Linked DNA regions of Homo sapiens: region 1 is linked to region 2. Evidence: chromatin loops called from intact Hi-C (ENCODE). Cell type or tissue: heart right ventricle. All regions are shown on one strand. Links, peaks and the distances in the headings refer to the core of each region. The heading gives the core; the rest is flanking DNA.

Region 1 (5,371 bases), core at 294-5,293, 50 kb before region 2:
TCATTTGTTTTTTTTTTTTTTTCCTGTGAGGAACGTCACTGTTTCAGAAATCTGCTCCTAAATTTCCCTGCAGGGAGCATCAGCCACAGAGAAGACTTTGCTCCAGGGACTCCCCTTACCCTAGGACACCTGACCTCTGACTTATAGCAACCTGTATCAATTAGATCACTCCATGGCTTCCATAGTGTCAACAGGGGAGCTGTTAGCACTTGGTCTCTGAGGAGCACGGGTTCAAGGCAATGGGAGGCTGGCAGCCCAGAAGCTTCAGAGCTGCCATTTAGGTGGGAGATAAATTAAGGGGCCTGGTTGGAAGTGTGCACTCAACTAGGGGTCAGGGGTCCACTGTTTCTGGTTGGGTGGAAACATCTTTTGTGAGTCTGGATAGTGTCTTAATTTGAGGACCTTAATGTTCAGTTGTGAATGGCCCTTCCTTGCCTCCCAGCGAGGCTGGGGAGAGAAAGCACTCCCAGATGATAGATACCTTAAGCTGCTTTGAACCTGAGAAGAGAAGGTGCATCCCAAGTCACAGGATGGTCATTAATGTTGGCCTGTCATTCTTTTCACATGTAAATTTAAACCCCCTGGCATAGCTGGGTTGGGGGGGTCTCCCCCACTGATTCCCAAAGCAGCTAGGACACTGACCTCCTTTGACAAAGAGACCCTCATAGAGGAGTCTGATCTGAACCAGTCAGCCTAAGAACTTGGCTGGCTTGAGGGCAGGGGCCTGAGGATGGGGACTTTGGTGATGGTGGTTGGGGTGGAGGGGGGTGTGTCTTTAATTAGAGAAGAACAGTGTGGCCTCGGACAAGCCGAAAGCACCAAGACCTCAGCTGAACTGAAGTTAGTGTGTGGCAGAAAAAGCCCCTCTAGCCCCTGCTGGGCTTGGCACTGGGGACAATCAGTGCTTCCCTAGGCTTCCATCCCTAGAACAATCAGTCCATCCATCCACCATGTGGGGAGAAGTGGGGGAAAGGAATAAGGACAGGCCTCTCTCAGGAACCCCCGTTGGGGGAAGGTCACAGGGTCACCAAGACTTCCTGGCCAAGGCTTGGGCCTCTGCCTGGACACAGCTTGAGAGACAAGAGCCCAAAAGGTTGGCCCTACCAAACCTGAAAGCTTCTGATCCCAGGGGGCCCAGGGAGCTCCCTTCTGGAGGCTGCCCACAGCCAACATCCCGCCCCACAGGCTGGTCAGTGATCCCCCCCTGCTGTAAACAGTTTGTGTCCCCCAATGCAGAGGGCAAAGGCTGTGGGGCTTCCAGACTGAGAGGAGAGGACGGTGTGTGGCCTAGAGGTCCTGACACCCTTACGTTATTTGTGGCAGGCTCTGGCAACAATGTCAGGAGAAGAGATTACATCTTCAGAGCCAAGCATCAAAAACTTCCTACCTGGGCACCTCCAGGGAGGCTGGCTGGGGTTACTGTTTCTCTTCCCACTACAGGCAGGTGGCAGGGATGGGTGCCCCCACCCCCACACACTGCAGAGGGACCTGGCTGGTGGGGAGGGAGCGGGTAGATGCAGCAGGAGGAAGCTTTCCCATGGTTCCTGTCCCAGGGGCAGAAGGATATAGCTAATCCCACCGGGCAGGATGGTGGGCTGGGCCTCCCCCTCTCTGGGGTCCCTTTGGGAAAGGGCCAGGGACTGCCCCTTGTCAGGCTGAGGGAAGGAGGGGCCAAGCGTCTTACCATCCCTCCTGGTGAGGCAGGCAGTGTTTGTGGGCCTCCTCTGCGTTTTCCAAATGAAGTTGGTACTGGCCCCTGTGCCCAGGGTAGGTGGGTGAGGAGGGGTTACTCAGGTAAAAGCTGACCCAGGCGAGGATGGGGACCCTCACCTCCGCTTATTACTGATGCGCCTTCCCCAGCCCAACAAGCGCGTCTCCACCAGCGGGCACCTCCCTCAGCACGGACCCACCCCTTCGTCCTAGAGCGCAGGCATCACCCAGGGGTTGGCGCCCACTCCGTGGCTGCTCAGAGGGAAAAACTTGGGAGCAGCGACGCACCGCCGCCCGGCAGCAGTGCCAGCCTGTGCCCGGGGCCGGCGACGGCGCCTCCCACCCTGCACAGCCGCGGCTGCGGTGCCGCGGGTCCCCTTGCAGCCGCCCGGGAGCGACCGGCCCTGCGCACCCCAGCCCTGCCCCGCGCCCGCCCGCCTGCCTGCCTGCCTTACCATGGCTGCAGCCCGGGCGGGGCCGGCTCCGCCTGGACAGCGCCCGAGCGACCCGCGGCGGAGCTGCGCGCCGACCTCGCAGCACCGCCGTCACCCTCCCGCCTCCCCGAGTGCGGACCGCTGCGGGAGGGGCCCGGCGGCGGGGGCGGAGCGAGTCGGCCCCGGGGCGGGGCCTGTACCTCAGCTGCTAGCGGTGCCGGCGCGAAGTGGGTCGGGGTGCCCAGCTGGGGGCCGGCCTCGCAGCCCGCGACCCCCGGATGCGCAGAGTATGCAGAGTCACCCAGGACAGAGCGGGGAGCCTCAGCTCCTCGTCCCCGGGCTGCACTGGACACCTGGCTCTTTTTTACTCAGCTCCAGAAGCACCGCGGGGGCTTGAGCCAGTTCCCAAAGAAAAAGGAACGGCCCACCTGACATCCCCAGAAGGAGACGCCTTTGGAAGGGAGGGGGAGTTGCTGCATGAGTTGGAGAGAAACCATTAGTTACCGCAGGGATTCAACAAGGTTTTCACAAAGTGAATCCGGCTGATGCCCAAGTTACTGATCACTACACCTCCTAAAGGGGAATGTCAGATATTCTCCACCTCCACCCGAGCTGTGAAGGGGCAGGTTAGAGGCAGGTTCCCTTCATGCAGTACCCCAGATTACAGATTAAAGAGGATTTGCTGCACAAATTATCCAGGGATCATCTGCTGGAAGGATAGAAGGGAGAGGCTGAGTGGCTTTAACAGGGCGGTGTAGCCTTGCCTGTGGCTGAGGACAGTGGGGAGGGCCTCAGGAGAGGCCAACCCAGGCGTGACCCAGGCCCAGCTGGGCCACTCTTCCTCTGACAAGCAGGTGAGATGCCGAGGGGACAGATGCCCCAGAAGCTTTAGAGGCATTAGAGGCTCAGAAAGGTCAGAGCAGCAGCTAGGGGAAGGCAGATGCTTGGTGAGTGGGGTGTTGGTGAGGGATTCCCTGAGCTAAGTAGGGTCTGAGCTGGTCAGGCTCCTGTGGAAGTTTCCAGAAGCATGTCCCTTCCTGACCCGCAAGACCCCTCTCTCAATGGCAGGCTGACTGGCTTCTGCCTGAATACACTCTGGACAAAACTGAGACCCACAGGCACGGCCCTCTCTGTTGGTAGAAGTGCCAGAGGCCTGCCTGCTGTATTTCAGTCTGACCTGTGAACCAGTAGCACTGGTTGGGACCAGTCAGAACTCAGCCAGGGGAGGGAAGAGGGCCTGGGGCAGCAGGTAAGATCAGGCTGAGAAAAACAATGGGGCTGCTACTGGAGATGTTATTGGCTGTTTGGCACTGGTGGACTGGAAGATGGCAGGGTGTTCATGAGCCAGCCGGTTGAGGAGAAACCTTCCTAGCTGGGTGGCCTTGAGCAACTTACTTCACCTGTCAGGGTCTCAATTTCCATACCTGAAAATGAGGGGATTAAACTAGATGATTTCTAAGCTTCCTTACAGCTCTGGCCTTCTAAAAGTGGATGCAGTGGGGGAAGGAGGATATGCTGTATGCTACTATAGGCCTTGGAGGAAGATAAGAGAACAAGGCAGCAGCAGGAGGTGCTGGAGAAAGGTTGGACATGCAGTGATTCAGGAGAGGGCCCAGGATCTGAGTGAAGGGGGAGGACGTGTAGGATGGGGGCAGCAGCTTGGGTTCCCTGAAAGGGAACCTCTAAAGGTACAGAGAGGCTCCCGGAAAAGACCTGGGGTAGATCAGGGGATCGGAAGCTGTACTCAGGAAAACAAAGACATAAAGAGAGAAACCAATGGCAGTTGGAAGTCTGCAGAAGCAGCAGCTGCTGCTACCATCAGCCCCAAATGTCAAGCTTGGACTATACAAAGCCCCACTGTTCAAAGCCCTGGGCCTCCAATACTCATGTATGCACTCTAAGAATACCTCTTGCGTGCTTCCAGAGTCCTGTGGCCTAGGGTAAGGAGAAAGCCTACATCAGGGAAGACAGGCCCCAGCAGAAACCCTTGTTTTCCTCTATTATAACATGCCCCTCCCCGTGGCCTCAGCTGAATTCCAAGTGTGGACACAGACACATTTCAAAAGGCAGCCCAACCAGCTCATCCTCAGCTGTGGCTGGAATCCCAGCTCTTCTCTGGCACCTGCTGCCCAGGCAGCAGGTTGGTACCAGCTTGCCTTGAGGAAAGTGAGGCCCCAAGCAAGTCCTGGGACCACGGAACTTAGCTCTAAGCCAAGAATATTGGGGTCTAATCTCTTTCTAATCACTGTACCACAGGCCTAACATGAGGCATGCTGGGTGAAATAAAAGCTGAAGACTGACTTTGAGCCATCCCACCTGCACAAGCCCTGCATGCTAACCTACTGCAGCATTCGGAGAGCTCTGAGAGAACTTGGCCTGGGCACAAGTCCCATGCCAACTTGGCTATTATCTCACTGCCTGAAAGTCCCTTGCCCTCTCTGGGCCTCTGTTTCCCCCACTGAAAGAGAAGACTGGACTTCTCCCAAGTCTAGCTCTTACATTCTGTGTGATGGAGGCAGGGTCTAATACCTGCAGGGCCAAGATACAGCAGCCCTTGCGTCAGTCACTGGGGATTTACCGAGTGCTCTTCCTCATCTCCAGCCAGCAGGTGGCCTGGCCAACTCTGCTTCAGCATGGCTTAACTCTTGGAGCGCTAGTTCTCCCTCAAAATTCAACATCCCACCAGGCATTGATGGCCTTGACTACAGTACAACTCCCCAGGCACTGCTAGGGCATGGTATCTGAGCCAAGTGTCTAGGGGAGTGTCTAGCTGGGAAACTCAGCTCAGCCACCATAGCTCTAGCCTGCTGTCTTGGGCTCCGTTGCTTAGGTCAGGCCAACATGATATGTCCTGGCCCCCTCCACTAGGTCTTTCCTGCCCACCCATAGGTGCAGGTTGTATGGCACAGGACCTAAGCAAGGAGGCTGCATGTGGGCCATCCCAGGGCCCAGGTTCAAAGCCGATAATAAAGAGCAATTACCACAGGAAATCAGGATTTCAGATCTGCATGACTAGCAATGGCCACTTCTGCCTTTCAGTAGCTAAGTTTCCCTAAAGTGGCGCAAGAACTAATTGTACATCCCTTCCCCAGTGAGATAGATGAGTCACTGACGATACAGTCAGAGAGTCCTTGGACCAAAGGCTATCACTGGGTTGTGTCTTTCAAGGAAACCTCAGCAAGTCTGTCCAACAAGGTCTGTGGTGGACAAAGGCAATAAACCAAAAT
Region 2 (5,371 bases), core at 168-5,167:
CTGCAAAACTACTCTACGAGGTAAGAAGTCAGAACAATGGTTCCTTTTGGAAGAGGCAGTGACTGGATGGGATCACAAGGGGTCTTTTGGGGACTAGTAATGTTTCATTTCCTTTTTTTCAAACAAGGTCTTGCTATGTTGCTCAAGCTGTTCTCAAACTCCTGAGCTCAAGCAATCCTCCCGCCTCAGCCTCCTAAAGTGTTGTGATTATAGACATGAGCCACCACACCTAGCTGAAATTATATATATATATTTTTTGAGACGGAGTCTCATTCTGTCGCCCAGGCTGGAGTGCAGTGGCACGATCTCAGCTCACTGCACCCTCTGTCCCCCGGGTTCAAGCAATTCTCCTGCCTCAGCCTCCCGAGTAGCTGGGAATACAGGCACCTGCCACTGCGCCCGGTTAATTTTTGTATTTTTAGTAGAGACGAGGTTTCACCATCTTGGCCAGGCTGGTCTTGAACTTCTGACCTCACGATCCACCCACCTCGGCCTCCCCAAGTGCTGGGATTACAGGCGTGAGCTACCGCGCCTGGCCTGAAATTACATCTTTGATGCATCCTAGAATTCTTATCAGTCAAATACTGTGATTGACACAATCCTCCCTTTCATATAGGTAAAAGATCCCAAAAAGGTGCCAGGTTAGCAGGGAGGTAGGGTGGAAAATAAGTAAATAAGAGAATTCATCAAAATTCATTTTACAAATGAAAATACTCTGTACAGGAGGTTCTTGTAAAAGCTAGGCAGATTCCCAAGAAAACTTGGTATATTGGACAGTCTCATATTTGTTGCTGAACCCTTGCCTCAATCCTGGCTCTCCCATCACTAAAACTTGGCAGGCTGGAGTTAATTAATTCCGTATATCTGCAGAACACCAGTCTTCCTCAGAGAGAGGAATGATAGCCTTGTCCTTTCCCATTAGGAAGTATGAATTAAGTAGCATGAATAAAAACATTTTGAGCCAGGCATGGTGGCTCACGCCTGTAATCCCAGCATTTTGGGAGGCCGAGGCGGGCGGATCACGAGTTCAGGAGTTTGAGACCAGCCCGACCAACATGGTGAAACCCCATCTCTACTAAAAATACAAAAATTAGCTGGGTGTGATGGCACACGCCTGTAATTCCAGCTACTCAGGAGGCTGAGGCAGGAGAATCGCTTGAACCCGGGAGGCAGAGGATGCGGTGAGCCGAGATCACACCACTGCACTCCAGCCTGGGTGACAGAGCGAGACTCTATCTCAAAAATTAAAAAAAAAAAAAAGTTTTGAAAAAAAAGTACAAAGTGCTGTATAAATGCAGTAACCACAATTTTGGGAGAAACTGCACATGACTTCCCATCCTCAAAAATAAAAAAATTTTCAGATGTTTTTCAAAACACGTATGAATGCATGGGTTCATATCACACTCCTGACACCAAAAAAGGTATAAAAAATCCTGGTAGACATTACATACTTTGATATGTAAGCTATTTTTCTCAATAAAAGAAATAAGGCAATGGAGAAAGGTGAAAAGGTACTTTACCCTGAACTGCGTTTTTTACCTCTAGAGCTAAGTTTTCTTGAGCAGTCGAGGAGTAAAAATATTCACCGTCTGGAGTTAAAAATTCATCTGTTATATCCTCAGAAGACTCTGGTGAACAAGTTGATTGCATGGACTGATGCTATTAATAATGTAGGAAATCACTTTTAAGTTGCTGTTCATTGTAACGAAATCCCTTTATAGTTGGATGCAGTGTTAACAACGGGGTTATCTAACACTACCCAGCAGTCAGTGTGACACTGAGCTGACTCTCCCTACCTCTTTGTGCATGTGCCTCTGCCTTCCCTTCCTGGTGGGGAAAAGCAGCTGTTAACTGACTGGAATAGCATGAAGGAATGCTAATCCTGAGCCTCAGCATCATCATCTGCAGAATGGGTGGAGATGAGGTGACCGTCCTATTCTAATATTCTAAATAAGGAGAAAGGCCCTAGTCAACTCAAGTTGAGGACTGAATTTAAACACACTAATCCCTCACAGGCAGAGACATAGCCCATGTGTTGGCATCATCTTACAGATGAGGAGGCTGCGGCTACTCAGAACCTGTGAGTCCCTTGAGTATTATAGGTTAAAGGCAAATGAAGAAGCATTTTAAAAACAGCAATGTAGTCTCAATAATAAAAATAAAATAGTAAAAAGCAGCAAATTTATATTTACTTATTTATTTTTCTGAGACAGAGTCTCTCTCTGTCACTCAGACTGGAGTGCAGAGGTGCGATCTTGGCTCACTGCAACCTCCACCTCCCAGGTTCAAGTGATTCTCCTGCCTCAGCCTCCTGAGTAGCTGGGACTATAGGCATGTGCCACCATGCCCAGCTAATTTTTGTATTTTTAGTAGAGAGGGGTTTCACTATGGTGGCCAAACTGGTCTTGAACTCCTGACTTCGTGATCTGCCTGCCTCTGCCTCCCAAAGTGCTGGGATTACAGACATGAGCCACCACACCCGGCCTGCAAATTTCTTTTTTTTTTTTTTTGAGACAGAGTCTTCCTCTGTCACCCAGGCTGGCGTGCAGTGGCATGATCTCGGCTCACTGCAGCCTCCGCCTCTGGGGTCCCAGTGATTCTCCTGCCTCAGCTTCCCAAGTAGCTGGGATCACAGGTGTGTGCCACCACACCTGTCTACTTTTTGTATTTTTAGTAGAGATGGGGTTTCACCATGTTGGCATGGCTGGTCTCAAACTCCTGACCTCAAGTGATCCTCCCACCTCGGCCTCCCAAAGTGCTGGGATTATAGGTGTGAGCCACCGCGACCGGCCTGCAAATTTATTTCTTTAGCATCTCTGCTCCACCCCTTTTTTCCTGCTTATTTCACAATATTCAGGACCTGATTACTATGTGGCCAAACAAATGGCTCACTTCAGTCTTTTTTTTTTTTTTTTTGAGACATGGTTTCATTCAGTCCACCCAGGCTAGAGTACAGTGGCGCAATGACAGCTCACTGCAGCCTTGAACTGCTGGGCTCAAGCGATCCTCCTGCCTCAGCCTCCCGAATAGCTGAGACTACAGGTGCACACTATCATGCCTGACTAATTTTTATTTTTTTTAGACAGGGTCTCACTCTGTCCCCCAGGCTGGAGTGCAGTGGCCTGATCATGGCTCACTGCAGCCTCAACCTCCCCAGACTCAGGTGATCCTCCCACTTCAGCCTCCCAAGTAGCTGGGACTAGAGGCATGCAGCATATCCAGCTAACTTTTGTATCTTTTGTAGAGATGGGGTCTTGCCATGTTGCCAAGGCTGGTCTCAAACTCCTGGACTCAAGCAATCTGCCCACCTTGGCCTCCCAAAGGGCTGGGATTACAGGAGTGAGCCACTGCACTCAGCTGATTTTTACATTTTTTTGTAGGCAGGGTCATACTATGGTGCCCAGCCTGGTCTTGAACTCCTGGCTTTAAGCGATCCTCCAGCTTCAGCCTCCCAATGTACTGGAATTATAGGTGTGAGCCACTACACCCAACCTTCAGTGATCTCTTGGCAGAGATTTTGTGACTAATTTCCTCGGACACTGCTTTTTGCCACACACTTCCCTTCCTGTGCACTTAACAGCTGCTCCTCTTTACCTCTCATCAAACTGAATTCGTCCTGGCCTCCGGCAGACATTCCCCACTTTCCTGCCTAGGCCTGCTTCTCCAGCTCAGCCAGTATGGTTAATATGACTGTTCTTCCAGCCCTCAAGTCCGAGAAAGAATAAGTTGATCTTATGAATGGTTCATATGCCATGATTAAATACAATAGGTCAAAAGACCTTACATTTTATCACTATTGTATTCATATATTGTATCATTCTCAATTGCTGTCTATATTCTTTAAATGATTGCAATCCCATGTCAATGACAATAAAAAAATTTTGGTTTCTTAGTCTGGCTGCGCTATGGCCTAGAGTGTGTTAAAGCCCTGAAGCAAGGCTGTAACTGCAGTGGAAACGCATATAGATCCTGCTGAGGTGCAGTTGTCAGGCACAAACACATCACTTCCACTGAGCTGGGTGCTGAGTTTGGCCCTTAGAGGATATTCCAGGTGAAGATACTCTCATAGCAACCCTGCCCTTGCTTTTCCTACTCCTAACTGACCTCAGTCGCCTGCTGGGGAAGGAGCTTTGCCCTAGTTTTGTTTAGCAAACTATGCCAGAAACTCATGTGCCAAAGCTGAATCTGACACTTTTCTGTACTCTCCCAATCTCCAGGATACACAATTCATTGAGTTGAACTGACTTTTTAAAAAGTATCAGACAGGAGGAAAGATTATTTTATTCATGTCAGTGACATGAAGGCACATGCTCCAGCCAAAAAGAACTACTATAGCTATTATTTTGGTGTCATAACACATAACAATAACTCAGTTCTATCTTATTAGATCTTTGGGTTCAACTTGGCTTTCCAGGCAGTATTACTTACACTGTAAGATTTCTCTACAGCCACCAATGTGTCAGAACTTGCTTGGAAGGCTTCACTATGCTCTGGTTGCTCCTTTTGTCTGGGAGATGGGTGCCTGATACCTAATGATTGTAACACAGTCAGGGTCAAAGTCATTCAGTGATATTCAGACAACATGGAAGAGGATAAAGGTGGCATGAAAGAAGAGATGTATACATATTCTGCCAAGAGTGGCCATGTCCCATACGTTAGGTTCAGTCCAGAGAGTAGAGACTGTTAGTTTAGCCTGACCCCAAAATGCAGCCCTGGATCATCTGCCCACCCATTCGAGAGTGATGCTTGACAAGAAACAGATTCTAAATACAAATAATACCCAAGCCAATAGATTTTCTGCCTAAGACAAATGACAAGTTTAGATGTATCTTTCTTTAACTTATAAACAACTGTGAAACAATATCCATGCCCTGATTATAAGCAAATTATCAACTGAAAATATACAGCCTTCATTTTTTTTAACCTGTAAATCTATAAACCGATGACAATAAATGTCATGTGTCTCTAGGTTCCTCCAGCATAGACTCTCTGGAAAAATTTAATGCCAGCTTAGAATACATTCTAAATAAATTCTGGGAGAATTTAATTTCAGCTTAGAATACAATGCAGAGACATGGGCAGTAGGCAGTGATGGCCTACCTCTATCCCCAGGTAAAGAAGGATCGATTCCTCGCCAAAACCAGGGTCAGTATTTGATTATTTTACTTCCTTTGGACAAAGGGACCTGTTTCAGTAATATAAAAACTGATCAGTGTCTGGATCTGTTTGCCTGTGGGAAATGCAATGAGATATAGGGCTATACTGTCTTCCCCTGGAATTCAAGGTTTCCAGAAAAGTAGGAAAGGAGAGAGGACCAAACCAAAAAAAATATGCTGGAAAGTTTACTTTTTTGAGAGCTGATAACTTTTTT

Evidence for each region. Peaks named below come from ENCODE experiments on the same cell type or tissue, not always from the same donor. Only the 100,000 strongest peaks of a DNase experiment are listed, where the experiment ranks them.
Region 1: a loop joins it to region 2, with 7 times the contacts of the local background. A loop is called at or near these places in 37 of 110 quality-filtered maps.

The regions. Positions count from the first base shown.
Region 1 is chr17:58,529,796-58,535,166 of GRCh38, forward strand. The region is part of intron 3 of SEPTIN4 (septin 4); the gene reads right to left. All of the region lies in intron 2 of SEPTIN4-AS1 (SEPTIN4 antisense RNA 1), which reads left to right. Among named protein-coding and RNA genes, the nearest start is that of SEPTIN4, 12 kb to the right of the region's middle. RefSeq lists an enhancer at 1,419-1,919 and a silencer at 2,017-2,466. In heart right ventricle, for the core only: a CTCF peak has its summit at 4,758 (motif pointing right); a DNase peak (open chromatin) is centred at 2,354; H3K4me3 peaks cover 2,568 bases; H3K27ac peaks cover 2,904 bases.
Region 2 is chr17:58,580,072-58,585,442 of GRCh38, forward strand. TEX14 (testis expressed 14, intercellular bridge forming factor) reads right to left here. Exons shown (of 32, transcript NM_031272.5): 19 at 4,429-4,529. LOC107985048 (a long non-coding RNA gene) reads left to right here. Exons shown (of 3, transcript XR_001752952.2): 3 at 1-156. Among named protein-coding and RNA genes, the nearest start is that of SEPTIN4, 38 kb to the left of the region's middle. In heart right ventricle, for the core only: no CTCF peak of the experiment used is centred there; no DNase peak of the experiment used is centred there.